Regions from separate parts of the Homo sapiens genome. Here regions 2 and 3 are each linked to region 1. Evidence: chromatin loops called from intact Hi-C (ENCODE). Cell type or tissue: ascending aorta. All regions are shown on one strand. Each heading gives the region's core, and the rest is flanking DNA. Links, peaks and the distances in the headings are about the cores only. Region 1 overlaps TBC1D1 (TBC1 domain family member 1). Region 2 has its middle 84 kb from the start of RELL1. Region 3 has its middle 25 kb from the start of PGM2.

Region 1 (10,834 bases), core at 2,844-7,843:
CATAATAAAGCTTTCATAAAAGTGAAGCAAGCTGAATTGTTTTGATATATAAAGAAAATATGAGCCAGGCGCAGTGGCTCACGCCTGTAATCCCAGCACTTTAGGAGGCCAAGGCAGGCGGATCACGAGGACAAGAGACGGAGAACATCCCATCCAACACAGTGAAACCCCGTCTCTACTAAATATACAAAAATTAGCTGGGCGTGGTGGCGCACGCCTATAGTCCCAGCTACTCAGGAGGCTGAGGCAGGAGAATCGCTTGAACCCGGGAGGCGGAGGTTGCAGTGAGCCAAGATTGTGCCGCTGCACTCTAGCCTGGCGACAGAGCGAGACTCTGTCTCCAACAAAAAAGAAAGAAAGAAAGAAAGAAAATATTAGCTAAAAGACTAAAGCAAGCAGCATCAGTTAGTAGATCCTAAGAGACAGAAGTGCATTTGTATGCATGTGTTTTTAAAGCAGGTCTGAAGAATCTCTGTGTACTTAATTCAATGTTTCTTCTGCTCTCCCCTACTATCAAAAAAGAGTCTTTTCCACGTCTATTGCCATAATTAAAATAAAATGTTTAAAAAATTGCATTTAAAAAATAATTCACATTTAGAAATGACTTGTTTCTTATTTATCTTAAAACAAGTATCTAGAAGTTTCTCCTTGGAAGATGACACTGGTTCTTAGACAATAATTTCTTTAAAAAAAAAAAACAGAGATGGGGGTCTCGCTATATTGACCAAGCTGGTCTCAAACTCCTGGCCTCAAACAATCCTCCCATCTCAGCCTCCCAAAGTGCTAGGATTACAGGCGTGAGCCACCGTGCCTGGCCCTCACAGACAATAATTTCTAATTTGGAGGCTCCACAGTGAATTCTATTGCAGTCATTATATTGCACATCCTTCAACAGATGGGGTAAACTCTAAGCATGAAAGTTTGGATTCAAGTATTCAAGCTTTAAATCCTGATGCTATACTGAAATTCTCAGTTCAGAACTCACCATCCCAGGCTGGCACAATGTATCTACCAGCAGCCTTATTCATAATCAAGCAGCTCAGAAGGAGAATGGAGAAAGAAACTCTTGACATTAATACCACAGAACAAAAAGGAACAAACTACTGATACAAGCAACTGATACATGCAACAACAAACTACTAATACATGCAACAATGTAGCATAACGTTTCTGATGAGTCTCAGAAACGTTATGCTAAGTGGAAGGAGCCAGAACTCAAAGAGTATGATGCCGGCCAGGCGCGGTGGCTCACACCTGTAATCCCAGCACTTTGGAAGGCCGAGGTGGGCAGATCACAAGGTCAGGAGATCGAGACCATCACGGCTAACACGGTGAAACCCCGTCTCTACTAAAAATATAAACAATTAGCTGGGAGTGGTGGCAGGCACCTGTAGTCCCAGCTACTCAGGAGGCTGAGGCAGGAGAATGGCGTGAACTTGGGAGGCGGGGCTTGCAGTGAGCCAAGATAGCGCCACTGCACTCCAGCCTGGGTGACAGAGTGAGACTCTGTCTCAAAAAAAAAAAAAAAAAAAAAAAAAAAAAAAGAGTATGATGCCATTTATAAGAAATTCCAGAACAGGCAAAACTAATCTAAGGTGAAAAAAATCAAAACAGTGGTTACCTGGGGGAAGGGGTAGTGAGGACTGACTAGAAGACGAATATAGGGCTACTTTCTGGTAGGATGAAATTTTTTTTTTTTTCCCGAGAGGGAGTCTCTCTCTGTCGCCCAGGCTGGAGTGCAGTGGTGCGACCTCGGCTCACTGCAACCTCCGCTTCCCGGGTTCATGCCATTCTCCTGCCTCAGCCTCCCTAGTAGCTGGGACTACAGGCACCCGCCACCACACCTGACTAATTTTTGTATTTTTAGTGGAGACGAGCTTTCACTGTGTTAGCCAGGATGGTCTCAATCTCCTGACCTCATGATCCGCCCACCTCAGCCTCCCAAAGTACTGGGATTACAGGCGTGAGCCACTGCGCCCGGCAGGATGAAAATATTCTATATCTTGATAGGGGTTTGAGCTACCTGAATGTAGCAGCAGTGGTCAAAACTCAACAAATGGTACACTTAAGATTTGCATAACCTACCATATGTAAATTTAATCTCCCCAAAATTGGAAGCAAACACTAAATTCTAGTTAATGATATACATGCTAAAGTGTTTAGGGATGAAGGGTACTGATATCACCTAATTTGAAAGGCATGCAAAAATAAGGTGGACTAATAGATAAATATATGATAAAGCAAATTAACAAAGTCTTTAAAACTGTAAAATCTGGATGGTGGGTATATGAGTGCTCATGGTATAATTCTTTCAACTTTTCTATATGTTTGAAATTTTTCATAATAAAATGTCACAAAAAAAGAAAGAAAATCTTATCTACTAGAAAACAGACCCAAGAAAATCAGTAAGTAGTTATATAGCATTAAATTTTGTTAAGCTCCTTAAAAAAACACACAATAATTAAGATAAAGTACTTAGACATCAGACAAAGTGGCTCCACTACTCACTAGTAACTGCTTGACTGCTCTTCCCCATTTCCTCATCTATAAAATGGGTATTTTACCACCTACCTCAAAAAACTTGTAGAATGAATGGAGTCATTTATGTAAGGAATGAGAACTCTATCTGGCACTTGGCAAACATTCAGTAAGTGGCAGCTGATTTCATACTAATTTTTGTACCACCTCTGTGAATACAGGTGGAAACGACAAGTCCATTGACTAAAACGTGACAGCCTCTAACTTAATGTATAAGTCTTGCCCAAACTGAACCCTGTTCTATAAGATCAAAAGACTCATTCAGGGTTTTTTCTATTTCACAACTCCTCTGACAGTTCTCCAGCACTATTCTTTTGGTCTTTGAAAAGCGCATATGGCCTCCCTGCCGACCCTGACACGCACAGCACTGAGAGAAGCGCTCACTGTCCTCTGTCCGCTTCTGAAGTCCTGTGGCCAGAGAAGTTCTTTGTCAAAGCCATGATCCTACCACGGTCTATGTCACATCTTCCCACATTTTCAAAAGCTTTAGAAATTTTTAGGTGCAACAAGAAGGTAATGAAATCCACGTGGCTAAACTGATAGCAGAAAACATGAAAAGGATCTATCAGTGAATCTCAAGGCTGTGCCTAATGGGTCTATAAAGCAGCTGCTGCTCTGAAAAACCCACTCCTCAGAGCCCATGAGAGTGTCCAGCCTGGAGTACACCAACCTCATCAGGGGATTAGGGCAGCTTCTTTATAGACGAAGACATGAGCCGTCTGGTTCATGATGTTTAGAAACCCCTAGTAAAAGTGTTACACAGATGCCAGTTCTGCTTGTAAGGCTCAGTCACTTCTACATTGAACTCTTATGTTTTTTTGGGTAAAAAAAAAACATTAAACACATTTCTCCATTGGATGATCTATGCCCAAATCATAAAAATATTATGCTGGTCCATAAAAATGAGTCTGCAGTTAGGTCAAAACTTTCCATTCACCATAAATGCTCAAAATGTTTAGTAAAAGAAGACTTTCCATCCACCGTAAATGCTTCATTCCCCTTTCTAGCAGTTATAAATTACTTCAAAATTATCAATTTCCTGTTGGAACAAGTCAGACTGACTCAGATAAAAGAAAATCAGAACAGGGAAAAAGCTATCAGTGGCACAAGAGGGGAAAAAGGGAGTGGAAAAGAGAAAAGAAATAGGCTGAAAAATGAACTCCAGAATTAACTGAAAACTTAGACCAACTGGTCCATCCAAAAATGAACAGGAGAGACACAGAACTTGAATGCTATCTTAAGGGTACAGGTTGGGAAGGGAGGAATGGCTACAAACCAAGACCACAAGTCAAAACCCCAAAAAACACAGGTCATATACTCATGTTAGAGTCACTGCTAAAGGACCTCATGGCTGGCCAATGAGATTAGAAACCGTGGCTGACACTGTACACCAGCCCAAGTGTTCAGGGAAGGCACGTGACTGCCAAAGCCACCTAGAAGGTAGAAACCTTATGTGGAGATTTGCTAAGTGTACACCCCATGAAAACTGCACACTTGGTTTAGGGTCCAGACGCAAAGGCTGCCGTAGGACAGGGCACACCACTGAGCACACAAGTGTCTTTGGAACACGTACGTGGGGAGTGTTCAAAAAGAAAAAGGGAACATACTTTTGGGAAACTGAGAAACTTGTACATCCTTCACTGATTTTTCTCTAGATTTCTGGCCAACAGGTAACTTTAGCAAATATAAAATGTGTATGTTTTGAAGCTATTAATGGTTCATTATGAATGGACTCACATGGAGTCCAAAAGACAAAGGAAATGGTCTGTGGTACCATGTAACATAGGGACTCCCAAACCTGAAGATCTTCCAAGGGAGAGATCTGCAGAGAGCCCCAGCTTCTGCCTTGAGACCCCACAAAGAGAAAAGCTAAATAAGGCTGTAGACAGTGGAGGAGGGGAGGGAGACTCTGTATTTCCACCATGCAAAATGGAATTAATCCAAGTTCTAACCTGAATAGCACATAAGTCAGGCTTGCCAACATTGTATCTGATTTGTGACCTAGCATTTATATCACAAAGGACGTTCAGGTACTTTTTGTAATTCCAAAGGCAGCCATGCAATGTCCTTCCAGGTTTACAAAGAAGAAAGGCGAGGTGACAAACCAGCTCCCTGCAAGCCAAGCAGCTCATCTTGGTGGCATCCACTCTTACACTCAATTCTTGCTGCTCTAAGCCAGTCCTCTTATTAGAGCAACTGTTCTGCCTCCACTATGGTGCAGGCAGAAACTTTTCTTATCTTCTCAAGCATACATAGTCTAACACTCCCAAATTTCCCCTCTATGTGCAACAAAGGAAAATAAAACATAGGGAGAAAAAAAGGTATCAGAGTTTCAGAAAATCCTCAAAACGTTGTTTATACAGAGACTTGGCAGAGACTTGGCAACAATTACAAGAGACAAAAATGCCATACCTGCTTCATCTCCCCAATATGGATGTGTTCTTTCTGTTTCTCTTCATATAAACATCTCAGAAAAGAAATAATCAATTCATTCTCTCGCTGCTCATTTCTCGGTCTCAATTTCTTTAAAACAAAAATCAGAAACAGGATTTATTTTTAATCGTCAACAATATTGCTAAGCCGTCTTTTTAAATGCTAACAGCTTCCATCCACTAAACTAGTGCTTTTACTCAATCATCTCACCAGGGGGCACCAATGATCCTAAAAGTAGAGAGAATTTTTAAAAAGGAACAGTGGAGCCAGTGGGCCAGATTTAGCTTTTCATCTCTGATGTCCTCCCATCTAAAAATGAATCTTTAATATCAGATAGAGACACAGTCAAAATGTTTAACAAATAAATAGTTTTTAAAACAAGAGGAAAAACACAAAATCCATATAAATACCCAAAGGTCAGGGGCCATGATGACCAAACATTGACAAACTCTTAGGGAACGGGCAAGGAAAACAGCAACGGGATTCAGTGTCATAATTTCCTATGTCGAATGTGTTCACCGTGAAGCACTCTGTGGAATCCCCATGGGGCACCCCCTTCCATACAAAACTTCATGGCATGTACATTTCTTTCTTCTTTCTTTAAAAAAAAAATTCTCTCTATGCCTTTTAACTTTTAGACAGGGTCGTGGCACAGCACACTGGACCAGAAGTCAGGACATGTAGGTTCCGGCTGCTGCCGAGAAGTGTGAAGCCAAGCCCCTTAATTCTAGCTTCCCTGTCTGCTGAAGTGAGGATGGTGCACAGAGGAAACTCTATGGTCTCCTCCTGCTCCCAAATGCTTTGGATTTGAAATGCCAGAGTGAATTTTTTTAAAGTCCACCTAATTTAATGTATGATTTTATCATATATGAAGAAAGTAAAATGAATTGTTTTGGGATACACAAAGTTTTTAGTCTATAAATTTTGAAAATACATCTTTTTTTATGTTGACAAGTATCCATTGCCTGTTCCTCCCCTCTCCCTACTCCAAATTTCCAGACTGTTCTTTAAAACAAATTCAGTGACATAAATGGATCAACTACACAAGGATCTGAATCTGGGTCAACACCACTCTTGGTCACTTCTTCCCCAGCTAACTAAGGAAGCAACTTTACCCTGCACATAATAAGCATTCAAAGCAAAGGTAACACTAACCCAGACTTTCTGACAGTCCTTTCTTAAAGAAACCCAGTCCTTTCTTAACGAAAAAGATTAAAGGTAAGTTGTTCTTGTTACTTAAGGAAAGGATAGTTAATGATTAGAAGGGTTTGTTTTCATTGAGGCCTTCCTGTTCTTTCAAATTTCGGACTGAAATATTAAATATTTTGGAGGCTACAGCAGACACTCTCAACCTGGACTCCAGGCTGTGAACCCCAATATTACAAAATTTTACAAGTTATATGCAAAAAGTGGATTTCTCTGGAGAAAGTGGGCATTAGATTCTCAAAAAGGAAAGTGGCAGTAATGCCACAATCCCAACTTAACACTGCTAGATCAAAGGGTTATGGGTACACTGAGCCCAAATGTCCACAAAACAACAAGAACTCCCATTTATGGTTGGCGGGGATGCAAAACAGTACAGCCACTTTGGAAAACAGGCCAGCAGTTTCTTGTAAAACTAAACACATTCTTACCACATAACCCAGCAATTGCACTCCTTGGTGTTTACCCAAATGAGCTGAAAACAGCATCTTTATTCACAATTATCAAAACTTGGAAGCAACTAAGATGTGCATCGATCGGCAAATGGGTAAAGAAACTGTAGTGCATCTATAAAACTGAGTATTATTCAGCAATGAGAAATAAGCTATCAAGCCATAAAGAGACATGGAAGAACCTTAAGTGCATATTGCTAAGCAAAAGAAGCCAGTCTGAAAAGGCTACTGTGTGATTCCAACTACATGACATGCTGGAAAAGGCAAAACTATGGAGAGAGCAAAAAGATCAAGGATTAGGGAGGAGGTGGGAGAACAGGCAGAACACGGGGATTTTTAGGGCAGTGAAACTATTCTGTATGATACCGTAATGATGGGCACATGACATTAAGCATCTGTCACAACCCACAGAATACAGAACACCAACAGTGAACCCAAATGTAAACCATGAACTTTAGTTAATATCAATGTACAAATATTGGCTCATCAATTATAATGAAGAAACCCTCAGTAATGCAAGATATGTTAAAAATCGGAGAAACTGTGGGGTGGGGGACAGTGAAAGCTAATACGGGAACTCTGTACTTTTCACCCAATTTTCCTGTAAACCTAAAACTGCTCTAAAAAAAATTAAGTCTATTAAAAAAAAAATGATCCAGGGAAACAGACAGGAATTATGAGGCCTCTGAGCAGGTACAGGCGCCTGATGGTTGGCCCACTCTTTCTTCTCCTGTGTCTTTAATTAAACCTTCTGGCTATCTCCACAAGAAAATGTATATTGTGCTTGGAGAAATTCTTCATCATCATCTATTTCAAAATATTTTAAAGGGCTAATCATATAGTAAGAGGAGGAGTATTAATATATTTTTCCCCTCAAAATACACTTTTAAAAGAAGGAAATTAGACCAACTGGGAACAGTATACTACCACAGTTGTTTTTCATTAAAAACTGATTAAGAATCAGAGACTGCGTCATGGAGCTTGTTAAACATCATACAGAAGTCACTAAAGCAGAGAAATAAACGTCGATGGTGTTATACACAATCAAGAAACAAATCTTTCCTTAATGTAATTCTGAAATACAATTAGTGAGGTGTCACCTCCCTAAAATCTCCCATGCAACTTCACCATCCTCGATAGTAGCAAATCATTAATTCTTTCTTTCTTTTTTTTTTTTTTTTTGAGATGGAGTCTTGCTCTTTCACCCAGGCTGGAGCTGGAGTGCAGTGGCACAATCTGGGCTCACTGCAAGCTCCACCTCCCAGGTTCACGCCATTCTCCTGCCTCAGCCTCCCAAATAGTTGGGACTACAGGCACCCGCCATCACACCCAGCTAATTTTTTTGTATTTTTAGTAGAGACAGGGTTTCACCGTGTTAGCCAGGATGGTCTTGATCTCCTGACCTCGTGATCCACCCACCTCTGCCTCCCAAAGTGCTGGGATTACAGGCGTGAGCCACTGCTCTGGGCCAAATCATTATTTCTTAAAGGTGATTTAACTTTATGAACATTCATTAGTCAGAGAGATAAGTCTTAGGAAAATAATGGGGAATCGAATTGGGTAACATCACTGTGCCATCAAAAATTACTTGCTTGTTCAAAATTAAACTATGATGTCAGAAGTCAGGATGATGGTTACCTGGAGGCAGACACAAAACAGGACTATGAGGCAATGGAAATGCCCCATTTCTTTCTTTTTTTGGGGGAGACAGCATCTCGCTCTATCCCCCAGGCTGGAGTGCAGTGGCACAATCCTGGCTCACTGCAACCTCTGCTTCCCAAGTTCAAGCGATTCTCATGCCTTAGCCTCCCGAGTAGCTGAGACTACAGGTGCGCACCACCATGCCTGGCTAATTTTTGTATTTGCCATAGAGACAGGGTTTCGCCATGTTGGCCAGGCTAGTCTTGAACTCCTGACCTCGGGTGATCCGCCCGCCTTGGCCTCCCAAAGTGCTGGAATTACAGGCATGAGCCACCGCGCCTGGCCAGAAATGCTCCATTTCTTAATCTTGGCACTGGCTGCACAGTTGTATATACCTTATAAAAATTCACTGAATTATACATCATTGATTTGTTTGCTTTTCTATATGCATGTCATACTTCAATTTATAAAAGAATATTACAAAATAATTAATCGCCTGTTAAAAGTAACAAAACTAAATTAGTTACATGTTTCTTAACCTATAAGAGGCTTATAAATTGTCATAAACGCAATTCAGATATAAACTGCCAGCTGGGCAAGGTGGCATGTACCTGCAGTCCCAGCTACTTGGGAAGCTGAGGTAGGACGATTGCTTGAGCCCATGAGTTCGCAACTGAAATGTGCTCTGATCACACCCTAGAATAACCACTGTGCTCCAGCCTGGGTAACAGAGTGAGCCCCTTTCTCTTAAAAAAAATTAATAAATAAATAAATCAATTTCCAACACTGATTGATGCATCCCAGAATGTTGAGAAAGCCCATGGTCTCCTAAGGGAACTACTTAAAAAGACAACACTCACTTGGACACTACAGTCTAACATCTTAAAACTCACTTGGACACTACAGTCTAACATCTTAAAACTTAAAGTTTTCAGTCTAACATCTTAAAACTACAGTCTAACATCATTTTAAAACCATGCAAAATCCAACTAAGCTGATATATATTCTTCAGAAAGTAAAAAGAGTCTCTTCTGACCATTAACCTTTAACTTGTGAAGTCATGTTACTTAATGAATTATCAATGTCTACTGAGTATAAATCTACTTGATTTATCTAGTCAGTATTTAATTAAGTCATTCCCTGAAACACACTCATATAGATTAGGAGAATTAGACTTGGAGATATTTTATTTACTAGCTCCACATTGGCTTCACAGCAATTCTTATCCTGAGATGATCAGTTTGGATTTAGTATATTCACCCAGTAACAGAGCATCATGGGGTCATCCTAACACATGCCCAGCTAGATATGTTTGAAAATGAAACATTTCAAAAACGCTCATAAATAAAAATATGGCTTTGCAGTGTGGTATGCCCACATGCCCATCTGGCATTAAGTTCTCAGAGTGCTCAAAATTAGCTTGTTTACAGTAGAGATAACCTCCAGCATCGTTTACACAGTTATTAGTGATTTCTTTATAGCTGTTAGAGTTCCATTTTTTGATTTAATATTCATTTACATGATCCTTAAATAAGGTATGTTTTAATAACTAAGTAATCACGTACCATTAATTTCAACGGTAATTACATTTCCCTTATGAAAATTTGCATGTAGAGGACTTTTTCCGAAACAAATTCCCCTCCAGGAAAGACTGAACAAAGGAAAATATTTACCATTCTATTTTATAAGGAGACTCAGGAAACTGCAAAGCCACCTTTTTCCTTACAACCTTTTTGAAATGTATGATTTTCAAGCACATTAGCTGGCACTGCTGTCTAAAATGAAACCAATGACTTGGTTTATAAAATGTTTTATAAAACCAAGAATGGTCATTGAGGACATAATTCAACAAGACCATCTAACAAGCCTCTAGAATAAAAGATCCATGCACAAATCTGTATCACTCAAGGAACAGCCACACTCACAGTGATGGAAGACAAGGCGAGAGCCGGCTTTTCAAAGTTGGTGAATACAACCTCCCTTTGGTGTCTGGAGCAGCTTAACAATTACAGAGACCTCTAGAACAACACACAGGATATTAACTGAAAGCTCTTTTTCTAAAGCAAACCTTAGTCGTAATCTACTCTGTTCTAAAGTGTCTTTACCATGATGTACTCAGTGTCTAAAAGCCTGCATGAGTCAAAGAGAATCTTGGAATCATATCCATTAGGAACATCTCATTGCTGCGGAAGAATATTTTGTGTATTACCTATACTGATTCATCACACTGTTTTAGGGAGAGCTACGTGGTGCTGTCTAGACAAAAAAGAAAACCCACATTATGAGAGGGAAGTTCCTCTTCTATTCTTGATAGAAAGATGGTTTCTTAAAGTGACAGGACAGCTCTAGAACAGTAAGTGGGCCAGCATTAGATGAAAAAGGCCCCAACTTGAATTGTAAATGCATTAACAATCAGAAGCATATTGTCCATTTTTGAATTCCAAATGCAAATCACAGTATATTTTCTAAGAGTATTGTGTACTTAGAACTCTAAAGATCTTTTAAGAAAAAACAAAGTAGCATGTCTCAAGTTGATTCAGAAGAAAACAAGAAAATGCAAAGACAAA
Region 2 (10,834 bases), core at 3,018-8,017, 430 kb after region 1:
GCTGGTTGGTCGGGCAGTTGGAACACACATGCACAGCATTTACAGATTAAGTTTGTCATTTTATGTGGGCACAGTTCATGTCATCCCAAAACAATTACAATAGTAACATCAGAAATCGCTGATCACGGATCACTATAATAGATATAATAATAATTAATTGAAAAGTTTGAAATATTTCAAGAATTACCCATATGTGACACAGGGACATGAGTGAGCACATGCTGTTGGAAAAGTGGTGCTGATGGCTGGGCGCAGTGGCTCACGCCTGTAATCCCTGCACTTTGGGAGGCCGAGGCAGGCGGATCACGAGGTCAGGAGACCGAGACCATCCTGGCCACCATGGTGAAACCTTGTCTTTACTAACATACAAAAAAAAGAAAAAAATTAGCCAGGTGTGGTGGTGCGTGTCTATATCCCCAGCTACTTGGGAGGCTGAGGCAGGGGAATTGCTTGAACCTGGGAAGAGGAGGTTGCAGTGAGCTGAGATTGTGCCGCTGCACTCCTGCCTGGGCGACAGAGCAAGACTCCACCTCAAAAAAAAAAAAAAAAAAGAAAAGAAAGAAAAGTGCTGATGGACCTTCTCGACTTGCAGGGTTGCCACACACGTACGGTTCATTAAAAAACAAAACAAAAACAAACAAGAAAACCCTACAATATCTGCAAAGCACACTACAGCAAAGTGCAATAAAATGAGGTATGCCTGTTACTGCTTTTTAAATTTGAAGATAATTTTGGACTTGTAGAAGAGTTGCAAAAGCAGTACAGAGTTCATGTAAACCCTTCCCTCCATTTCCCCGTATGTTACCATCTTAACTATAAAAAAGTGATCACAACTAAAAAACTAACAGTGGTACAGTACCATTCATTAAACCACAACGTTCTTTGGATTGCATCCATTGTCTCACTAATGTCCCCCTGCTGTTCCAGGATCACCCACTGCATTTAGTTGTTGGATCCTGTCCCCTCTGATCTGTGGTTGCCCTTTAGTCTTTTCTTGTGTTTCGTGATCTTGACACTCGAATGTACTGATCAGTTCTTTTGTAGACTCTCCCTCAACCTAGGTGTTTCAGCTGATTCTTGTGATTAGACGGAGGTTTTGCATAAGGGAAGGGACACCATACAGGTGATGTGCCCTTCCCATTGAATCATGTCAGGAACGTGATGGTACATATTACCCGTGATGTCAATCTTCATCATTGCCCAAGGTGGTGTCTGCCAGGTTTCATTTTGGTAAAGTTACTATTTTCCCTTTGTAATTAATGAATATTAGATGGGAGATACTTAGAGATTAGGCCAATATCTTATTTCTGCTTAAACTTTCACACATTAATTTTACCATCTGTATGAGTTTTCTAGGGCTACCATAACAAATTACCAAAACCTGGGTGCCCCAGAACACAGAAGTGTATTCTTTCACAGTCTAAAAAGCCAGACCCTGAAGTCAAGGTGTCTGCAGGGTTGATTCCTTCTGATATCTCTGGGGTATAATCTGGCCCATGCCTCCCTCCCAGCTTCTGATGGTTGCTGGCAATTCTGGCATTCTGTGTCTTCTTTCCTGTGTGAGGGAGTCCTCTGCTCTTACAAGGACACCAGGCATTGGGTTTAGGGTCCACCCTAATCCAGTATGACTTTATCTTAACTTGATTACATTTGCAGAGAACCCATTTCCTGATAAGGTCATATCCACAGGTCTCAGAAGGTAGGACTTCAACATCAACAGGTCTTGTGGGGGATATCATTCAACCCACCACACCAACCATTGGTGGATCCTGGCTGCAGTGGCTATGTCTGTGGTAGGAGCCCTTTCAGGTTGGTGCCCATGTCCCTTGATGTGGTTCCATCCTTTACTTTTCTCCTTCCTCCACCTATTACACACTCTTTCTTTCTTTCTCTTGTCTTCTTTCCTTTTTCTTTCTTTCCTTCTTTCTTTCTTCTTTCTCTTTCTTTCTTCTTTCTCCTTTTTTTCTTTCTTTTCTTTCTCTCTCTCCCTTCCTTCCTTCTCCTCCTCCTTCTCCTCCTCCTCCTTCTTCTTGCCTTCCATCCTTCCCCTTTCTTGCATCTTTTTCCTTCCTTCCCTTTCTTCTTTTTCTTTCTTTCTCCTTCCTTCTCTTTCTCTTCCTCCTTTCTTCTACCCTCTCTTCCTTCTTCCCTTCCTTCCTCCCTCCCTCTCTCCTTCCCTTCCTCTTTCTCTCCTTCTCTCTCTCCCTCCCTCCCTTCCTTCCTCTTTCTTCCTTTCTTTCTCTTTCTTTCCTTCTTTCCTTTCTCTTTCTTTTCTTTTCTTTTCCTTCTTTCTTTCTTTCTTTCTTTCTTTCTTTCTTTCTTTCTTTCTTTCTTTCTCTTTCTTTCTCTCTCTCTCTCTCTCTCTTTCTTTATTCTTTTTCTTTCTTTCTTGACAAAGTCTCACTCTGTCGCCCAGGCCAGAGTGCAGTGGTACAATCTCGACTCGCTGCAACGTTTGCCTCCCAGGCTCAAGTGGTTCTTCTGCCTCAGCCTCCTGAGTAGCTGGGATTACAAGCATACGCCACCACACCTGGCTACATTTTGTATTTTTAGTAGAGACAGGGTTTCACCATGTTGGCCAGGCTGGTTTTGAACTCCTGGCCTCAAGTGATCCACCTACCTCAGCCTTCCAAAGTGCTAGGATTACAGGTCCTTTCTTTTTTGAAAGCCCTTTATTACTTTCTGGCACCACAAGATTCTCCAGGTTCATCTTGTCTTGTATTTTCCTTGCCCCAGCCCTGAAATCAACCACTAACCCAAGGAGCCCTGGTTCCTTTTATTGGACAATGATGTTTAGAAATAAAGAGGACTAGGTGTCCTCATTGATGCTGGGATGTCACAGCTACTAGGCCCCCTGTACACACATATATACATACACACACACCAACCCATGCGGATACACACATCTTTATGTATTTTTTGTATCTATCTGTAAAACAAAAGCATGTGCCCACACTGCTACTTCTGACTCCAGGCTTGCTCCATAGTACTCGTTCTAAGCTTCCTGCTTTCCTTATTTGTAACTTTCTTCTCCAACAGTGAGGAAACCTGGCTCTTATTATCTATGATATTTTTACATGTTTATTCAACACTAGCATACATATTAAGTAGTTTGAAAATATATTACTGTGAGAAACACACTTTCCAACTGAAGTACTGTGTGTATGTGTGTGTCTCTGTGTGTGTATGTGTGTGTCTGTGTGTGTGTGTCTGTGTGTGTGTGTGTGTGTCTGTGTGTGTGTCTGTGTGTATGTGTGTGTGTGTCTGTGTGTGTGTGTCTGTGTGTGTGTCTGTGTGTATGTGTGTGTCTGTGTGTGTGTCTGTGTGTGTGTCTGTGTGTGTGTCTGTGTGTGTCTGTGTGTGTGTGTGGTTCTTGTTTTTAGCCTTACAGTATTCTGTCAAAACTGTATTTGCCAAAGTTTCTTAAGTCAGCTCCTTTGTTCCCCACCCGCTTCTGCATGGTAATGTGACTCATTTGTAACACAGAGTCATTTGTCACCATCTGCATTCCATCTCTCCTTCATATCCTGGTTGAGATTTTTAAAATGTATAGACAGCAAACTTCACTCTGTGTGGTACCTCATAGGATTCTGATTTGGAGTGTGCGTGTGTGTGTGCGCGTGTGTATGTCCTTGAAAACAAGATGATCAATAACAGCTTATGCTGAGGAAGTGGAAAGGTTGATTTGGTCATTTGTGACCAAGTCACAACATGAGAACCAGAAACTCAGAATGTGTGCACTAGGATGGATGTTAGAATTCCTCCAATCCCGATTTATAGTTGAAAGGGGTCACTTGGGGACGACGGGCTTAGTTTTTGGTTAATTGGCCTTTTTGATATCCCCTCTAGTACATGTGTAATGTAGAATGGGGACGTTTGGTCACTAACTGGCTTTCATGTCTTTCTTGGCTCATTAGGGGAGTAGTGGGCAGCTGGCAATGTGGCACATATGACCCTTCTGTTCCCCATGGTGACGGACGCTAGCCTCACAACGCTGGCCCTGAACAATTGGTTCAGCAAGCTCCCCACCCTGGCAGTTCCAGCACTTTGGGAGGCCAAGGTGGGCAGATTGCTTGAGCTCAGGAGTTTGAGACCAGCCTGGGCAACGTGAAAAAACCCTGACTCTTTGAAAAATACAAAAGAAAGTAGCCGAGCATGATGGCCCGTGCCTGCAGTCCCAGCTACTTGGGAGGCTCAGATGGGAGGATTGCTTAAGCCTGCGAGGTCAAGGCTCTGGCGAGCCATAATTGTGCCATTGCATTCAAGCCTAGGTGACAGAGTGAGACTCTGTCTCAAACAAACAAACAAACAACAACAACAAAAAAAAGCAACCAGCACTGCCTGTTTTCCCTCTGCACATTCCCTCCCTTTCCTCACACCAGGAAAGAAGACTACACAGCAGGAAATATAGTCTCCACCAGCCCCCTGGGTGAATTTGCCAGGGGGCCTGCCCATGGTCTTGAATGCTCCTGCACTTCTTTTTCAAATCTGTCTTCACATCCAGGCTTCCTCCACCCCAAAAGGCGGGGAACCCTTCCTTCTGTCTCACTGAGGACAGTAGAGTTGGGGGCTTGGAAATGGCGTCGCGCGATTTAGTGCATAGTATCACTGAGGGCGTGTTGTGTGGTCAAAGAGGACTATGTTTTGTATCTGAGGTTTGACTTGCCAGTTCTTAGATCCTCCGACCCTTTAGTCTGGGTGGGGCATGTTGGTTCTACCCAAGGATTCCCTCCTCTCCTCATCTTCCCAGAACCATGCTGCAGGACTGTTCTCAGATCTCCCCAGGGTACCCTCACTGTAGCTCTAAACACCTAAAGGACAGCTGGGACTTCTTTGTCTTGGGCATTTTGTGGCGTGGCCAGGGGGTGGTGTGGCTGCCCACGCGGTTCAGCTGGTGTCCAGCTCTGCAGGTCCTCCCACAGAGCTGGCCCTTCGCTCCCTCTGCTGGCCGAATCGGAGAACTGCACGGCCGTTGGGGGGTTGGTGCTGTATCTTCCTTCAAGCCCTGGTGTTGCAGAAAGTACTCGTGATTTTTTGCTGAATGAATAAATAAACAAAAGCCCACCTTTAAAAACGAAAGACTACCATTAGCTATTTTGTGAGAGTAAAGGTTCAAGTCTAGTTTTTTTCTAACTGATTTTCTGGCACTGCCAGTTTGTCTTTATTGTTTTTCTCATCGGACGCTCCATTTTCTCACCTGGGAGCTTGTGTCACTGCAGGTGTTACCTGGATACTGGTGAGAATGATTCGGTTCCGCTTTGGAGGGAACCCCGCGCGCTGAATGCTGTCATGGAAGTGGTGTGGTCTCAGAGAAGTAGGCACGACCTTTGCTGTTGCGTTTGAGCCCCACACTCACCACTGTGTGACATTGAGAAAGGTATCTTATCTTTCTGAGCCTCAATGCCATCTGTAAAATGACCTGTCTCACAGGAGTTTTAAGGATCAGAAAAATGCCTGCAAATCCTCTGTCTTCTCATCCACCCCTACCGAGGGCGCGACTGCTGTAAGCGGCATGTTTGGTAACTTGGTGAAGGGTCTACATGCGTCCATCCCCCACGGCTGATCAGAGTGGCTGTGACTGGTCCAGCACACACAACTTTGTCTGAGTCGAGTTGAGCCGGCCAGTTGCTTGCTGTGGAACTGAGCCACAGAGTTCCATAGCCTCATGGGGAAGCCCATGAGGGTTCCCATGGCTAAAGGTACAGCATTAGCCGCCAGAGCAATAAACCATTTTCTCCAGCAAATGGGCTGGAAAAAATGGTTTATTGCTCTGGTGGCTAAAGCTGTGGGCTAGGGGCTGGTGAAGACCATATTTCCTGCTGTGTAGTCTTCTTTCCTGGTGTGATGAAAGGGAGGGAATGTGCGGAGGGAAGACAGGCAGTGCTGGTTGCTTTTTTTTTTTTTTTTTTGGTTTGAGACAGAGTCTCACTCTGTCACCTAGGCTTGAATGCAGTGGCACAATCATGGCTCACCAGAGCCTCGACCTCCCAGGCTCAAGCAATCCTCCCACCTGAGCCTCCCAAGTAGCTGGGACTGCAGGCACAGGCCATCATGCTCAGCTACTTTATTTTGTATTTTTCAAAGAGACAGGTTTTTTTCACGTTGCCCAGGCTGGTCTCGAACTCCTGAGCTCAAACGATCTGCCCACCTCAGCCTCCCAAAGTGCTGGAACTACAGGCATGAGCCACTGTGCCCAGCCTGGTTGCTTTCAAGCCCCAGATTCAGTTGTCCCCAAGGCCTAGTTGCCCTTCTGAACTTCACGAACATTTCAAGGAAATTCTTTTGTTATCTAGTTTGGGTTTCTGTCATTTGCAACCAACCAACCAAACCAACAAAAAGAACTCATGACTAATGCAGTTATTTGCAGAAACGTAGCTATAGGAGGAGTTATAGAGCCACATGGAAAGTGAAGCTCTGGCATCCAGCCCTGCAGCTGAGACTTCCTAGAGCTGCCTTCACTCCATCGCCAGAAGGCCTGGCCATGGTGCGGTTTCTGTTGTGAAATGCTTTTGCAAACCCTTTTCCTTTTATTGCTTCAGGAGAATTTCCTTTCACCATCTTTCCTGGATTGGCACAGGGCTCATTCTTACAGCTCCCGATAAGAGCACAGATTTGGCATTCAGATGCCTTTGCTGTCTGTGACCTTAAACTCTTTGGACCCCGTCTTCTAACTACAGAATGAAGATAATATGTGCCTTTTAGGGTGGTTGTGAGGATCATATGAGCTCAGATGTGTAATGCACTTAGTACAGGCCAGGCACAGTCAGTGCTCACTCAGTGGTCTCTCAGATGAAACAGAACAATCTATTGGCCACAGAGATGCCAAGTTCCAACCCTCTGTAGTGGAATAAATGATGGGGATTTTGCCTTTTGAGAGTTAGTTTTTGATGTTTCTGCCACAGCCATATTGTTTATAACATTCGAAGGTGGGCTGGGGGCGGAACCAGGTACAAGATGTAACTGCAAAGCCTATGGGGCCTGAGGTTCTCCTGATGGCAGGTCAACTGCCTTATTGGAAAGAATGACTTTCTTGCCTTGACTGATGTTGAATGAACCCAGATCTACCAGCTAAGGAGCATGGTCTCTTCCTCTGTTTGTTCAGGCTGAAATTTTATCTTAACCCTTTTATGACAAGATGTGCATGTAGCATAGGCATCTCAGTGAGTTTAAAAGTAACTCAATTTATTTTCATTCCTAAGTTAATCTAGCTGAGAAATCATAGACAAAATACTCTTGAAATCATAACATTATACCCAAATTGAAAAAATATATGGGTTTACTTATTACAGATGAATATTAGTGTTGACCAAATCAAACAAAAACTACACACACACACACACACACACACACGCACAAATCCATACTAAATAAAACCCAAGCCAGACACAACCTCTCCAAAATAACCAATCAACCCTCCCAAATCTTCCATGGTTTCTGTTTTGTATTAAAAATGCATTTTATTTTATAAAATCTTATTTGGGGCATGAGGAAAGATAAAAGAAAGGTCAATTTTAATGCTATAAATATTCACTTCAAATGCAATGTGACTTAAAGTTCAAAGGATAAATTCCCGTGTGTTCTACAATTGTTAAATGATGAAGATAATGAGAATAAAAATACACTAAAATTGAAGTGCCCCCAAGATGCATTTTTGCCTTTAGACGATTATTAATGATGTAGGTAGAACAGAACTTACCCAGTTTAGAAATTAGTATTATTAGAAGTGATTCATACAGCTTTGGTGGGTAGCAACAAAGATCTAGTTATTTAAAAAAGCATTGAGTGTTACTCATAGAAGTGGGCCAGTGACCTTCGCTGGATAATAAAAGTACATCTAACTTTTTTTTTTTTTTTTTTTTTTGAGATGGAGTCTCGCTCTGTCACCCAGGCTGGAGTGCAGTGGCGCAATCTTGGCTCACTGCAACCTCCGCCCCCTGGATTAAAGCAATTCTCCTGCCTCAGCCTCCAGAGTAGCTGGGATTACAGGTGTGCACCACCACGCCTGGCTAATTTTTATATTTTTAGTAGAGACAGGGTTTTGCCACGTTGGCCAGGCTGGTCTTGAATTCCTGACATCAAGTGATGCGCCTGCCTCGGCCTCCCGGAGTGCTGGGTTTACAGGCGTGAGCCACTGTACTCGGACAAAATTACATCTAACATTTATTGTTTACTTTGTGCTGGGTACGTGCTAAGCACTTTTTATCTCATTTAAATCTCATTATGGCCGAGAGAGGGGCCTAGCCATCACCTCCACTATACAGATGATGAAACTGAGGAAAGGAATCTTAAGCTATGTAGGGGTGGTTCATGGGTGGGGACATATGGCCCCTGGATCTGCCTCAACCTTTGTAGGGAAAGGAAATTCATGGTCTTACGATTGCCGCAAAAATACCATTGACAGTAGACAGTCTCAGAGATTTTACAGATAAAGCTGAAGCTGTCCTCACAGGGTTAACAAGAATTCTGGATTAAGCATTAATCAGGCTGTACTTTGGCCCACTTCCTTGTCACCAAAAGTCCTGTAGTAGCACTAGATCCTGGCCATGTGCATCCCCATTGTTCCTATAGATAGGATTTCTGACATTAGAATCATAAAGCTTTTGTTAGAATTGCTTAAGGTGTTTTCCCCCAAATTCCAGTGAAACAGCTGACAGCCAACCCACCCAGACAAATGGGATCAGCATGAGAATACAGTTTCTTCATCACCCTGTCCCATGACTTCACCCTGTACTCTTCGACCAATCAACTATCACCACACTTAGGCTTACTCCAAACCCTTTAAAATGCCTAGCCCCAAACTCCTCAGGGAGACAGATTTGAGGTTTCCTTCCATCTCCTCGTTCAGCGGCCCTCCCATTAAACCTCTTGCTCTGCGGCAACCCCGTGTCTCAGCTATTGACTTGCGGCACGTTGGGCAGCAGACCTATTATGGTTACAAGGCCTTGACTAACTTTTCTATTCTTTATTACAATCTTCCTTAGAACCAGAACAAAACCCCCTTTTAATCCCAATTGACAATACATACAATTTTACATATACAAAATTGGGTTGTCTCACATTTTGATTCAGCCCTTATCTTTGTCTAATGGCAACATGGATGTTGCCACAGAGAGGCATATTATGTCACCTTTAAAAGCACAGGTTTGGGCCAGGCGCGGTGGCTCACGCCTGTAATCCTAGCACTTTGGGAGGGTGAGGTGGGTGGATTGCCTGAGCTCAGGAGTTCGAGACCAGCCTGGGCAACACGGTGAAACCTTGTCTCTACTAAAATACAAAAAACTAGCTGGGCATGGTGGTGCACGCTTGTAATCCCAGCTACTCGGGAGGCTGAGACAGGAGAATCGCTTGAAGCTGGGAGGCAGAGGTTATAGTGAGCTGAGATCACACCACTGCACTCCAGCCTGGGTGACAGAGCGAGACTCCATCTCAAAAAAAAAAGCACCGGTTTGTTGTTCAGTCTGGGTTCAGTTGAGATTCTGCCACTGTCTGGTTGTGTGATTCTGGATGAGTTATTTAGCTGTTTGAGCCTCCATTTTCCCATGTGTGAAATGGGGACAATCATACCTATAGCTCATGGCGTCACGGTAGACTTCAGTGAGATGATTCACGTGCAGTACTTAGAACAAGGCTGACTGCATTTGGTGCTTAACACATAGCAGTACTGAAAATGTTAAGCTATAGTCATACCTATAAAAATACTAAAAACAACAACAAAATACCAAAACCCATAACTTGTTGGCTCCCAGAAATTAATTACTGAATACAATTTCTACGTTAATATTTGGCAAATTATTTTGAAGTAATGTCTTTGCAGATTTTTTCTCTATATATTTTCTTCCTATAAACTTTTTTTTTTTTTTTTTTTTTTTTTTTTTTTTGAGACAGAGTTGCACTTTGTTTCCCAGAACAGAACATTCAAGGAAATTCTTTTGTTATCTAGTTTGGGTTTCTGTCATTTGCAGCCAACCAACAAAACCAACAAAAAGAACTCATGACTAATGCAGTTATTTGCAGAAAAGTAGCTATAGGAGGAGTTATATATATATATATATTATGATATATATATATTACATATCATTTTATATATATGTGTATATATATATGTAGGCTGGAGTGCACCAGCACGATCTCAGCTCACTGCAACCTCTGCCTCCTGGGTTCAAGCAATTCTCCTGCCTCAGCCTCCCAAGTAGCTGGGATTACAGGCGAGCACCACCAGCCCTGGCTAATTTTTTTATTTTTAGTAGAGACAGGGTTTCGCCATTTTGGCCCGGCTGGTCTTGAACTCCTGACCTCAAGTGATCCGCCTGCCTCGGCCTCCCAAAGTGCTGGGATTACAGGCATGAGCCACGGCACCCAGCCCCTGTAAATTTTAATTTAAAAACCACAACAGTCCTTGATGGTTTGTCACCCGGCTTATGGCTGATGCCATGAAAACCTTGGACCTTAGATCTTGTGTCTTCAGAAATTGGTAATTTAAAGCTTTTGTTTCCTTTCTAAGCATCAACATCTAAGACAGAGAGAGCAGCACGTCGGCTGATGAGTAGAGGCTATGGACCTTCTGTGGCCTGTGAACTCTTCCTGATTTATGTAAATTCTGAGGTTTACCTTTCTCCATAGCTTTAGGAATATTTTGGAGAATGGAAAAGAATGAGTTGGACCTAGAAATGGATTTTTTTGTGTGGGATTTTAAGTTGGTAACTTATGTCAAGAGAAATTGCATTGTTGTGCTTTCAAAGTAGCCAGATTCTGACTAAACAAGTATTCTAATTAGCCTGTTCCTCAAAGGCCTCACTCATTTTAGTTTGGAATGTGTAGTTTTGATTAGGGAGAT
Region 3 (10,834 bases), core at 2,602-7,601, 230 kb after region 1:
ACTAATAAAATCATCAGATCTCATGAGACTTATTCACTACCATGAGAAGAGCATGGGGAAAATGCCCCCGTGATTCAATTATCTCCCACTGGGTAACTTCCACAACACATAGGAATTATGGAAGCTACAATTCAAGATGAGATTTGGGTGAGGACACAGCCAAACCACATCGCCCTGTCTCTACAAAAACAAAACAAAACAACCCCCCAAAAAACGAAAAAACAAAAATTAGCTGGGTATGGTGGCATGTCCCTGTGGTCCCAGTTACTCAGGAGGTGGAGGTAGGAGAATCACTTAAGCCCGGGAGGTTGAGGCTGCAGTGAGCAAGATGGCGCCACTGCACTCCAGCATGGGTGACAGAGTGAGACACTGTCTCAAAAGAAAAAAGAAAGAAAGCACGTACTTCATGTTTTGCTATTTCCATCTTAGGTATTTATTTATTTGTTTTTACCTTATAGCTTGCATATTTATTGAACAAATACTACTAAAATAGCTAAAATACACTGGGTACTTGTCATGAGTGCATTAGTAAAGCTCACGTTGTTACAAAAGCCCGCATTTTCCACAGTACACAACTGCAACTCTACATAAATGCCACAGGTGCGGAATACTGTTTTTTTTTCTCTATTTGCACAGCTGATGTACCTATTCTAACAAAGGAAAGAGAGGAGGAATGCACAAGAAACTCAGGCCAATGGGGAAGCAAGAAGAGAACGAAGATGTGCAGTGCATGGGTCATCAGTGTGTTGACGAAGAGTCAAACTTGGCTGAGCGAGGTGATTCACACCTGTAATCCCAGCACTTTGGGAGGCCAAGGCAGGTGGATCATCTGAGGTCAGGAGTTCGAGACCAGCCTGGCCAACATGGTGAAACCTCGTCTCTACTAAAAATACAAAAATTAGCCAGGTGTGGTGGTGCACACCTGTAGTCCCAGCTACTCGGGAGGCTGAGGCAGGAGAATCACTTGAAGGCAGAGGTTGCAGTGAGCCGAGATCACACCATTGCACTCCAGCCTGGGCAACAGAGTAAGACTCTGTCTCAAAAAAAGAAAAGAAAAGAAAAGAGTCAAACTCTAAAATCTTTGAAGAGATTTATTCTGCACATAAGAATAAATCTTCAGGAGATCCTGAGAACATGTGCCCAAGGTGGTTGGAGCGCAGCTTGATTTTACACATTTCAGGAACACATGAGACATCAATCAAACACATTTAACATATACACTGGTCCGGTCCAGAAAGGTGGGAAAACTTGAAACGTGCAGGAAGGCGAGGGCTTCCAGGTTGTAGGTAGATTTAAAAAGTTTCTGATTGGTAATTGGTTGAAAGAGGTTGTGGAGACCAAAGTTTAGTGTGCAGATGAAGCCTACAGGTAGCAGGATTCAGAGAGAATGGATCGTAAATGTTTCTTTTCAGACTTAAGGTCTGTGTTGATGTTAAAGCTGGAGGGATACAATGAGGCCTGTTTATCCTCCACTTCCCATCACGGCCTGAACCAGTCTTTCAGGATAAATTTTAGAGTGCCCTGGCAGGAAGTCCATTCAGATGGTTGGGGGGCGGGTGGGGCTTAGAATTTTATTTTTGGTTTACAGATATTTAACAGTCAGAAGCAGAACAATTCCAAACAAGGCCTGCTCTGTCAAAGGAAGAGCTAAAAGATGGCTATATAAAAATTAGGATGGGGTTTCAGACTGGCTAACACAACATTCCATGAATAGATGGTATTTTATTTTTGTTTATCCCATTTCAGTGGAAGCAAGGACAAAAATGTAAAATCTATGCCTTGCTTATCAAAACTGCCAATAAAAAAGAGTGTTCTACCTTTCAAAAATTATTCTTATTTTGTAAAGACATTTTTTCTTAATTTTTGGAAAAGGCGTAATTTTCATATTCCTACTCAGATGCCAGTGTTTTGGATTTTTTTTTTCAGAGGGAATTTATTTAAAAAGAGTTTGCCTCCCCACCGCCCCACCAAATTCCCTTTGAAACAATAAGGATCCAAAAAGACACCTCAAAATCCCTTTAAAATTATTCTTTCTCTTTCTCTAAACAGGCAGGCGAGGTAATGGAAAAGAAGAAATTTGGTAAGTAAATTACAGTTTTGTGATTGCTCTTGCTACTGTCACCGCACGTCTATGAGTGTCAGTCACGCTACTGTGACTGTATGTCTTTAAGTGCCAGCTGGTGAGACACTAGTCTCTCACACACTACGGCAGCATTCACTCAACCTACACCATTGAGGAAGAAAACTGCACTGAAGACACAAGGAAAACAAATCAATCCAGTCTAGAGAACAACATTCAGGGAAACAGAGTACCAACACCTTCTTAGAAGATGGAAAGAAAAAATTAAAAATTAAAAATTCCCTCCATCTCCTTGTTTGAAAATGGTTCTTGACTGACCCAGACAGAGAGTTCTGGGTAATAAACCATTTTGAGAATCCTAGTGTTTGGTTTCTATTCTCCCTCTCTTCAGTCCAGGGAGACCAATAGACAAAAGACCCCCTCCCTGTTCACTCACTCTCCCCTCTACACCTGAAACACAAATGTCCATCTTAGGGCATTTTTAACCTACAGCAGGGATCTGCAAACATTTTCTGTAAAAGCTGAGATAGTGTTATAAAAGTTTTGGGCTTCCGGAGATCTGTGCCATAGACAACATGTAAGTGACTAGGTGTGTTTGTGTTCAATGGAACTTCATTTGTGGATACTGAAATTTAGATTTCATATAATTTTCACATGTCACAAAACACTCTTCTCTTCCTTTTTCTTTTTTTACACCCGTTTAAAATGTAAAAGTTACTCTTAGCTGTGGGCCATACCAAAACAGGCAGTGGGCTGGGTTCGTCCTGTGGGAGTCATGCTTTGCCCATCTCTGTCTTAAAGGAACTGTTGTGTATATGTGCTGCCAGGCTCATGCATAACAGTTCACAGCAGTGTTACCTGTAACAGCAACAAAACAAAAAGTCTACCATGGAAGCATAGGTAATAAGTAAAAATTTCTGATATAGTCATAGAATGGAACACTGCACAGTGCCAAAAATGCATGTACCAGTATCAGTGTGATACATGTATCAGTATGATTGGATCTGAATCACTTAATATTGATCAAAAAAGGAAGTCACAGAAGAATTCATACAGCCTGATACAGTTATAGTAAGGTTAAAGAAGGCAAAATTAAACAATATATGGCTAATAAAACTATAAAGAGGCCAGAGGCGGCCTGTAATCCCAGCACTTTGGGAAGCCTGTAATCCCTGCACCTGTAATCCCCGCACTTTGGGAGGCTCAGGCAGGCAGATAGATTTAGGTCAGGAGTTTGAGACCAGCCTGGCCAACATGGCGAAACCCTGTTTCTACTAAAAATACAAAAATTAGCCAGGCGAGGTGGCTCACACCTGTAATCCCAGCTACTCTGGAGGCTAAAGCACGAAAATTGCTTGAACCCAGGAGGCAGAGGCTGCAGTGAGCTGAGATCACACCAGTGAACTCCAGCTATCTCAAAACAAACAAACAAACAAACAAACAAACAAACAAACCCCAGAGCTATAAAGAAAGGCAAGGGAATTGTAAAGACAAAATTCAGAAAAGTGATTCCCTTAAGGATGAGAGACGAAGGTACACTGGGAGAAGCATATGGGAACCTCCAAGTTACTGGAATGTTTCTATTTCCTAAATTTAATCCTGGGCATACAGGAGTCATTTTTCTTCTCATGCTTGAAGCTGTATTATTTATATAAATAATATACGCTTATATATGTATATTTGACTAAAAATTTAACTTAATTTGGAACAGCGTTGCTACTGAAAATGAAGTTGATATAGTGCTTTTATCCCACAGGTTTGTTTACATATTAGGGGTTTAGCAAATAGATTTTGGTGTTAAAGGAAAGGGTGCCCTCTTCAGGCAATATGTCTCATATTGCTAAAGATTTTGACTAGAAAAATGTGGACTTAAAAAATACTAAAAACTCATAGAATCACACCACGAAGAGGCATTTTGTTTGGTGTTCTGTGTCTATTCTTACTCAGTACAAAGTATTTTATTTTTAGAAAACTCCAGGTAAGGATTTTTAAATTTCCATTTCATAATGTGACTTAGTTTAGTTTTTTTTAAATCTCTATTTCCTTTTTATCTTAATATCTATTTCTTTTCAACATATGGGATACCTTAGGCTCCTTTCTTGGAAGATTTAAGGTACAACTACAGAAATGCTTGTCATGGGATACCTCTTTTGGCCTGTATTAACAGCAGTGATGGGAAAGCATTCCAGAATTCGATTTCTTTTCAAAAAGGAAAAACCTACTAAGATCTAAGATTTAATGGGGACTACCATGTTTAGCCTGAATATTTAACACATGCTTTCATTTAATGTGTATATTACACAATATTCTATGAAAATAATGTAAGCAAAAATTACAATTTAGTCAATAATTGCTAAAAAAGAAAAGTTGAAGTTATAGCATTAGTAGTTTGGAATTAATAAATATATATTTTTTGACCAGGCATTACAATCTACTTAAATAAAACGTATTCCTTGTTAACTAAGAGGGCACTTGTTTATTATTACTATTATTTTTTAACCTTAAGTCAAACATAATATTTATTCACCCATATCATCTTATAGTACCATTGTATTTCAAATAATCTGTTAAATCAGTTTTTTTGTATTACATGTTAGTTTAAAATAATTGTTAAATAGTTTAGTTAATCTATTATTTTCATTTTTTTATGACCATTTTAAACTTAATTCACATAAAGAATTTTATTGGCCCTAAAATTATGCTTTGGAAACATATTTTTAATAAAATCAAAATGGGTTCTACTTCTTTTTGAAATTTGTACTCTTCCTATTTTTATTACTTATGGAAGAATGAAAAGTGGACAGTGGAAATTAGAATCCTAGGATATTAAAACTGAAAGAGACTTTAGAGATCATCTTGTCTGTTGCCCTTTTTTGACAGCTGAGTTAATCGAGTTCTAAAGTGGTCACTTGATTTGTCCCAGGTCACACAATTTTAGTAATTGGGATGGCTCTTTTAATCAGTTTCAAACGAAGTTAGTAGATGATTGGTTTTTGTTTTAATGGAGTAGGTTCTTCAGTGGGAGCTTGGTTGGCATGCCTTGCTTTTTATCACCAGGTAGCTGGGAGGCAGTGTGGTGCAGTGGAAAAATGCTTCCTTCTGAGTCAGGGAAACAGAGCTGGGACCTGCTTCCTGCCACTTGGTGGCAGCCCTTGGGCAAATTACTAGGGACAGGAATGGGAATAATAATACATATCCTAACGAGTCAGCATGGGCCTTCAAAGAGATGCACAGTGCTTGGCCTACAGTACATCTTCGGTTACTGGTAGCTGCCATTATTATTAGCTGTATATTTTTATTAGTAGTGCTATATTTTATTATTAGCTGTGTATTTCTATACATTATTAGTATATATTAGCAGCATTTTTTTTGCTTATTTTTTATCTGAAATCCATGTCCCTAATTTCTAGTTACTTGCCTTAATTCTCCATTATTTTCCCACATCTCTTGCAGAGTGACTTGTACTGTATTTAATTCCTTGGTGCCTCAGTTTCCTCATTTGTAATAGAAGAGAGGAGTTGAACAAAATAATTTTTAAATCCCTTTAGGCCTAACTTTCCATGTGCTGACCAGTGGGATTTTTGGAGCCAAAAATCCCTGCTTCTCAAAGGAAAGCTTTCAGGCCTATATTAGTTGCCTCCAGTGATTAATTCCTTTGACTGCACAATGAAAAATATTGGATCAAAAAATCATTGTCAGGAGTTTTAAAAAGTGCTGGTAGTGGGGGTGGGGGATAAATCACTGTTTGATAAATATTGTCAAGCAAACAGATAACAGCATGGAGAAAAATTAAATTTGATCCATATTTCATATGGTATTTTGAAGTGAATTTCAGATAGGTCAAACAGTTAAATATTTCATGGCAACTGTTAATGAAAAAAAATCTTTTGAAAACATCATACCAAATGTAATTCAGCTGTGGAGGAGAAATAAGTATTTTAAACTTTTTTCTTTCTTTTTTTTTTTCAGACGGGGTCTCGCTCTGGTGCCCAGACTGGAGTTCCATAGCACTATCATGGATCACTGCAGCCTCGGCCTCCCAGACTCAAGTGATCCTCCCACCTCAGCTTCCCTAGTAGCTGGGACTACAGGTGGGCACCACCATACTCAGCTAATTTTTGTATTTTTTGTAGAGAGAGTTCTTTCTATGTTGCCCAGGCTTGTCTCAAATGCCTAGACTCAAGCCATCCTCCTGCTTTAGCCTTCCAAAGTGCTGGGATTATAGGTGTGAGCCACTGTGCCCAGCCTATTTGAAGTTTTAAGAAGTACAGGCTATGACCAGAGATGCAATGCATATGATCAAATATGTCAAGTCAAACTAAAATTTCCATACACGTGCTGTATTAAAATAAATATTGAAAGAAGTAAACAAGGTAGAGGAAATACACTAAACATCTGATAAAAACCTCATTATTCAAACATAATGAGCACATGCATGTAAGAATTACAGGTAGAATACATTTAGTAGATGATTACAGGTGATCCAAAACAACAGATAGTATATTATCTCATAGAAAAAGAGTCTATGAGCCAATAGAATAAAAGGAATATAAAACAGGAAACAAAATTAATAGCAATAATAATGTCCAGTGTAGCCAGGGCTACACCATCACCATCGGAAAAGAAAATATGCTTTTCCACTGCAGAAGGGTTACGTCTTTCTGGAGAATAAATTCGCATTATGCAGCTGGCTCTCTAAAAATTCTTTATGCCCTTTAACCCAATAATTCTATTTTGGAAATATATCCTAAAGGAATTAACTAAAAAGAAATGACACCAGTTATAGCTGCTCCATTTATAGGACAAAATAAAAAAAACAGAAAGGGAGAGTTTATTCCAACAAAAAGATGAAACGTGTGTCATACGTTCATGCACACACACACACACACACACACACACACAGTACACACATATTAACATACTCTCTAAGCAGAAAAAGTGTATGTGGTCTATGTAAATACTTGGTAGTTTTTTAGGGAAAATAACCTTAAGGTGAAAAAGAGAAGCACAAGATACTAGTTACATAATGAGTGTAGCTGCAACGATTTCATACAGTGATTGTTTATTCAGTCAAGTTTGTATCTCATGGTCTCTAGTTTGCCTGTGAATCAGAGACAAGCTATTTGTTGTTATGTTGTTTGCTGCAAGTTCTTGGGAATGAGGAGGGCAAGAGATGATGGAAGTGAGGCTTGAGAAGAATGTCTAAGAATTGAAGTGGCTCTTTGGGGGAATGGGATGAGGAGCTAAGGATTCCTGGAAGGATTGTGCCTGAGGTTATAGAGCCTGAACTTCTCAGTTGGTTCCAATCTGAAGAATGTGATTTTTTTTCCCCAGCAATGATCCAAAGTCAGGATGTGGGAACAAAGAAGGGGACACAGTCAAAAAACAAAGGCTGAAGTTTGCAGACAGGTGAAAAGAACGACAAAGGAGGGAGTGAGTTGAAGTATTGGTAGATGTGTCAGGCATTGGTTGAAGCAATAGAAATGACCCATTAATGTAAGCAGATAATGAATAGCTCATAGATCAAAGGGAAGTTTGAAGAATGAGACTTAAAAAACAGGTAGGAACCAAGAGGGATCAGACAGCCATGATTGGCATGAGCAGCCAGAACACCCTGCTGGAATGACTGTTGGAGCTGCCCAGGGGCCCCACTGGATCTGCCTTGTGTGGATGCTGGTGCTGTGAATACTTTCTAAACTCTCCAGTTGTTTCTGGTGGTCAAGAGTTGAGACCTCAGGTGGGAGCATCTAATTGGCTAAGCCTTGGTCATCTGTTCAATCTCTTCTTCCAGGAAGAAGAAGGAAGTATCTGTCCCCTTCAGCTCCCATACTAGTTGTGAATCTCCACCTCCCAACAGAATCTCATTACAGAAATTCTCCATAATTAGAAAAGGTATAATGAGGTGTGTCTGTTTCATCATGGCTGGGAAACCAGTTTCTCTGGAGTTTCCTTGGCCAAGAGGGGTACATTCAGTTGGTTGGGGTACTTAGAATTTTGTTTTTAATTTACAAGCCAAAATGAGGCTCTAAAGGAAGACTTGGGGCAATGAGGAAGAGAGTCCCTCTTTCTCTCTCTCCCTCCCTCTTTGGTAGTTGGGTCTCCTTTGTGGCTTCACCCCCTGCCCAATAGCCCGTCCCTCCTTCTGGGCATCTCCCACTAGAAAAGCCCCAGCTTTGGGACTCTGATGACACCACTTCATCCTAGTGACCTTCAATTCCTGGGGATGGTGCTGGCCTCCTGTATCTCTAATCTCTGGGTAGTCTTGCAGTTCCCTATTTGGCTTCTCAGTCCTTGTATAAATTCCTTTTATTAAATTTTCATTGTTTGAAAGACCTAGAGTGTTATCTGTTCTCCTGACTGACATGATATTGACAGCAAAAACTAAATATTGTGGAATCCACTTGATCTTCATCTCATTCTCTGGTCATCAGGTTGAGACAGAGCCTCCTGTCACCTGAGAACAATTGGGGAGTTATAATTGGAAGCAGTGTGAGTCTTGCTGTCTATCAAATCCTTTCTCTTTCCTTTTAGACACTCAGCTAGACTTGATTTCCCAATCATACAATGGATTCCTGTCTAATGGAATAAGGGTAGAATTTATGTCTGGAATTTCCACCCCTGAATCATAAAAATCTTCTTTCTCTCTCTCTTCTTTCTGCTGGCTGGACTTTAGCACTCAGGACAACATGGGAGGTACATGTTGAAGAGGTCAGAGCCTCTGTCTACCTGGGTCTTGAACTGTTGAGCTAGAGTGGACTCTTCCCACATGAACCACTACCAACTGGACTTGATATGAGTGAGAGATAAATGTTATGGTAAATCGCTGACATTTGGGGGTTTATCTGTTAATGCATCCTATGTTACCTTAGCTAACACATGATATGAGAATTTTTTTTTATTAGGGAGCATAGTGGTTAATAATGGAGATAGATGGGATTACAATCCCAGCTCTGCCACTTACTAGCTTTATGACTTTGAGCAAGTCACTAAATTCTCTCTAAGCCTCAGTTTCTTCTGCTATAAAATGGGAATAATACTATTATTCTGTGGTGGCATTGTAAGAAATTAGTAGACACACTTCTATACATAATATCTATATGCATAATTCCATACATAATTATCATATTAATACTATAGGTTTAGTTGAGAACTCAGTAACTGTTAGACATTTTTGTTACTACTCAACTAGGAGGTAGATTAGGTCTACTTTCACTGTATGCTATTTTAAGTAGGTAGTGTCTCATAACTGTAAGGTGCGTTAGTGTAAGTTAAGCAAAGTACTATTTTTAGATAAATGGAACATCATTATATAGTCAATCACATGGCCATTGAACTTTCTTCCTGGGGTTGTCATCAGATTTTTCCACTGCCATTGCTGGAAGATAACGTGATTGATTTCATGTTCTTAGAGAAACTTCAGCATGCAATTGAAAGGGTGAATAGGGACAGGACTTTATAGACCACAGCCTCACCTGACCCCCCCCCCCCCAGTTAGGACTGATTAATCCTTTCTTGCCCTCATTGTACACTTGACACTATAGGATATTTGCTTATTGCCCAGCTAACCTTGTTATGTCATCATACAGGAAATAAATGAAAGAAAGCTTAATGGAGGGGCCATGTAGAGGTCAAGGAGAACCAAGAGTGATAAAGCACTTCCAGGCTACACTGTGGGGGGCCACTGTCAGCCCTGGGCCTGGAAAAGCCAGGAACAGAAGAGCTGGTTGTAGTTCTGGAAGCAGGCTGCTTCTCAGCAGTTGTGGCTTTAGGGAAGTGCAGCCATTGTTAAGCCTTAGCAGGCATGAAGGAAGCCAGGGCAATGCTTCACTTTCCTCTTCTGCCGCCCTTCCTCTCCTGCTACCCTTCCTCTCCTCTTGTGCTTCCTAGTGGCTGAGCCCAACTGAAGCTGGAAGGCAAGGGAGCCCTGTTGATACTTTCCAGAAAAGTCAGCTTCCAGGAGCCACTGGGCAAGGTGGCGAAGGGCAGAGAATAGATCTAGAGGGGCAAAGAACATCCCACACCCAGCTCCTAAGGAACTGTGAGATTCTTACAAACAGAGTTCCTTTCTTAATGCTTTTTGTATCTTCAGCGTGCAGCAAAGAACACATAATGGATGTTAGTTGAATAAACGAATGAATGAACAAATAAATGGGGAGAACAAAAATGCTTGCACTTAAATTTTTTAAAAAATGTATAATGTCCACATATCCTTCATTTGCCCTGGAGACAGTGAAACTTCCTACTGGAAATGAGAGCTCTCACGGACTCCAGGTAGTCAGTGCTTTATGAGCCCATTGCATCCCAGGCCTCATCCATCCTTCATCACGCATTAGCAGTTGCTCTTCTCGGCTGGGGTCATTCCTTGCCAGGAGCTACCATGTCTTCCAGTGTAGATCAGCCTTTCCAGGCTATAGTGTTGTTTCTGAAGCTCTTCAAAAAGTCAAAGGGCCTCCACTGATGCCCGCTTGCCTGCCGCCCCTTATCCTAGACCTCCTTGACCTTTTCCTTGATAGCTGTTGAATTGCACTAAAACTTGCATTCCCACATTCAGGCTGATATTCCTTGTTTCTTTACTGCTGGTCCAGCACTATCCATTACTCCAGTTTTGTCAGCCAATGGATGAAAACTGTTTGCTAATAATGGCAGAAAAAGAGGGCACATAGAAATGCAATAGCTATTTCAGAACATCTCAACTCAGGGCAGGGCAGTAGCTCTCACTGGTCACACTGGGAGTACACTATGGAGTCTCTGACA

Evidence for each region. A loop is a pair of places that touch in the nucleus more often than their neighbours do. Peaks named below come from ENCODE experiments on the same cell type or tissue, not always from the same donor. Only the 100,000 strongest peaks of a DNase experiment are listed, where the experiment ranks them.
Region 2: it touches region 1 in a loop (5-fold over the local background); 69 of 110 quality-filtered maps call a loop at or near these places.
Region 3: it touches region 1 in a loop (9-fold over the local background); 100 of 110 quality-filtered maps call a loop at or near these places.

The regions. Positions count from the first base shown.
Region 1 is chr4:38,029,815-38,040,648 of GRCh38, reverse strand. TBC1D1 (TBC1 domain family member 1) reads right to left here. Exons shown (of 22, transcript NM_001396959.1): 8 at 4,951-5,061. Among named protein-coding and RNA genes, the nearest start is that of PTTG2, 75 kb to the right of the region's middle. In ascending aorta, for the core only: a CTCF peak has its summit at 5,179 (motif pointing right); a DNase peak (open chromatin) is centred at 5,191; H3K27ac peaks cover 770 bases.
Region 2 is chr4:37,597,297-37,608,130 of GRCh38, reverse strand. It overlaps a transcript of RELL1 not described here. Among named protein-coding and RNA genes, the nearest start is that of RELL1, 84 kb to the left of the region's middle. RefSeq lists an enhancer at 611-1,250. In ascending aorta, for the core only: a CTCF peak has its summit at 4,951 (motif pointing left); DNase peaks (open chromatin) are centred at 4,930 and 6,452.
Region 3 is chr4:37,796,619-37,807,452 of GRCh38, reverse strand. No RefSeq gene overlaps it. Among named protein-coding and RNA genes, the nearest start is that of PGM2, 25 kb to the left of the region's middle. In ascending aorta, for the core only: CTCF peaks have their summits at 3,898 (motif pointing left) and 5,184 (motif pointing right); no DNase peak of the experiment used is centred there.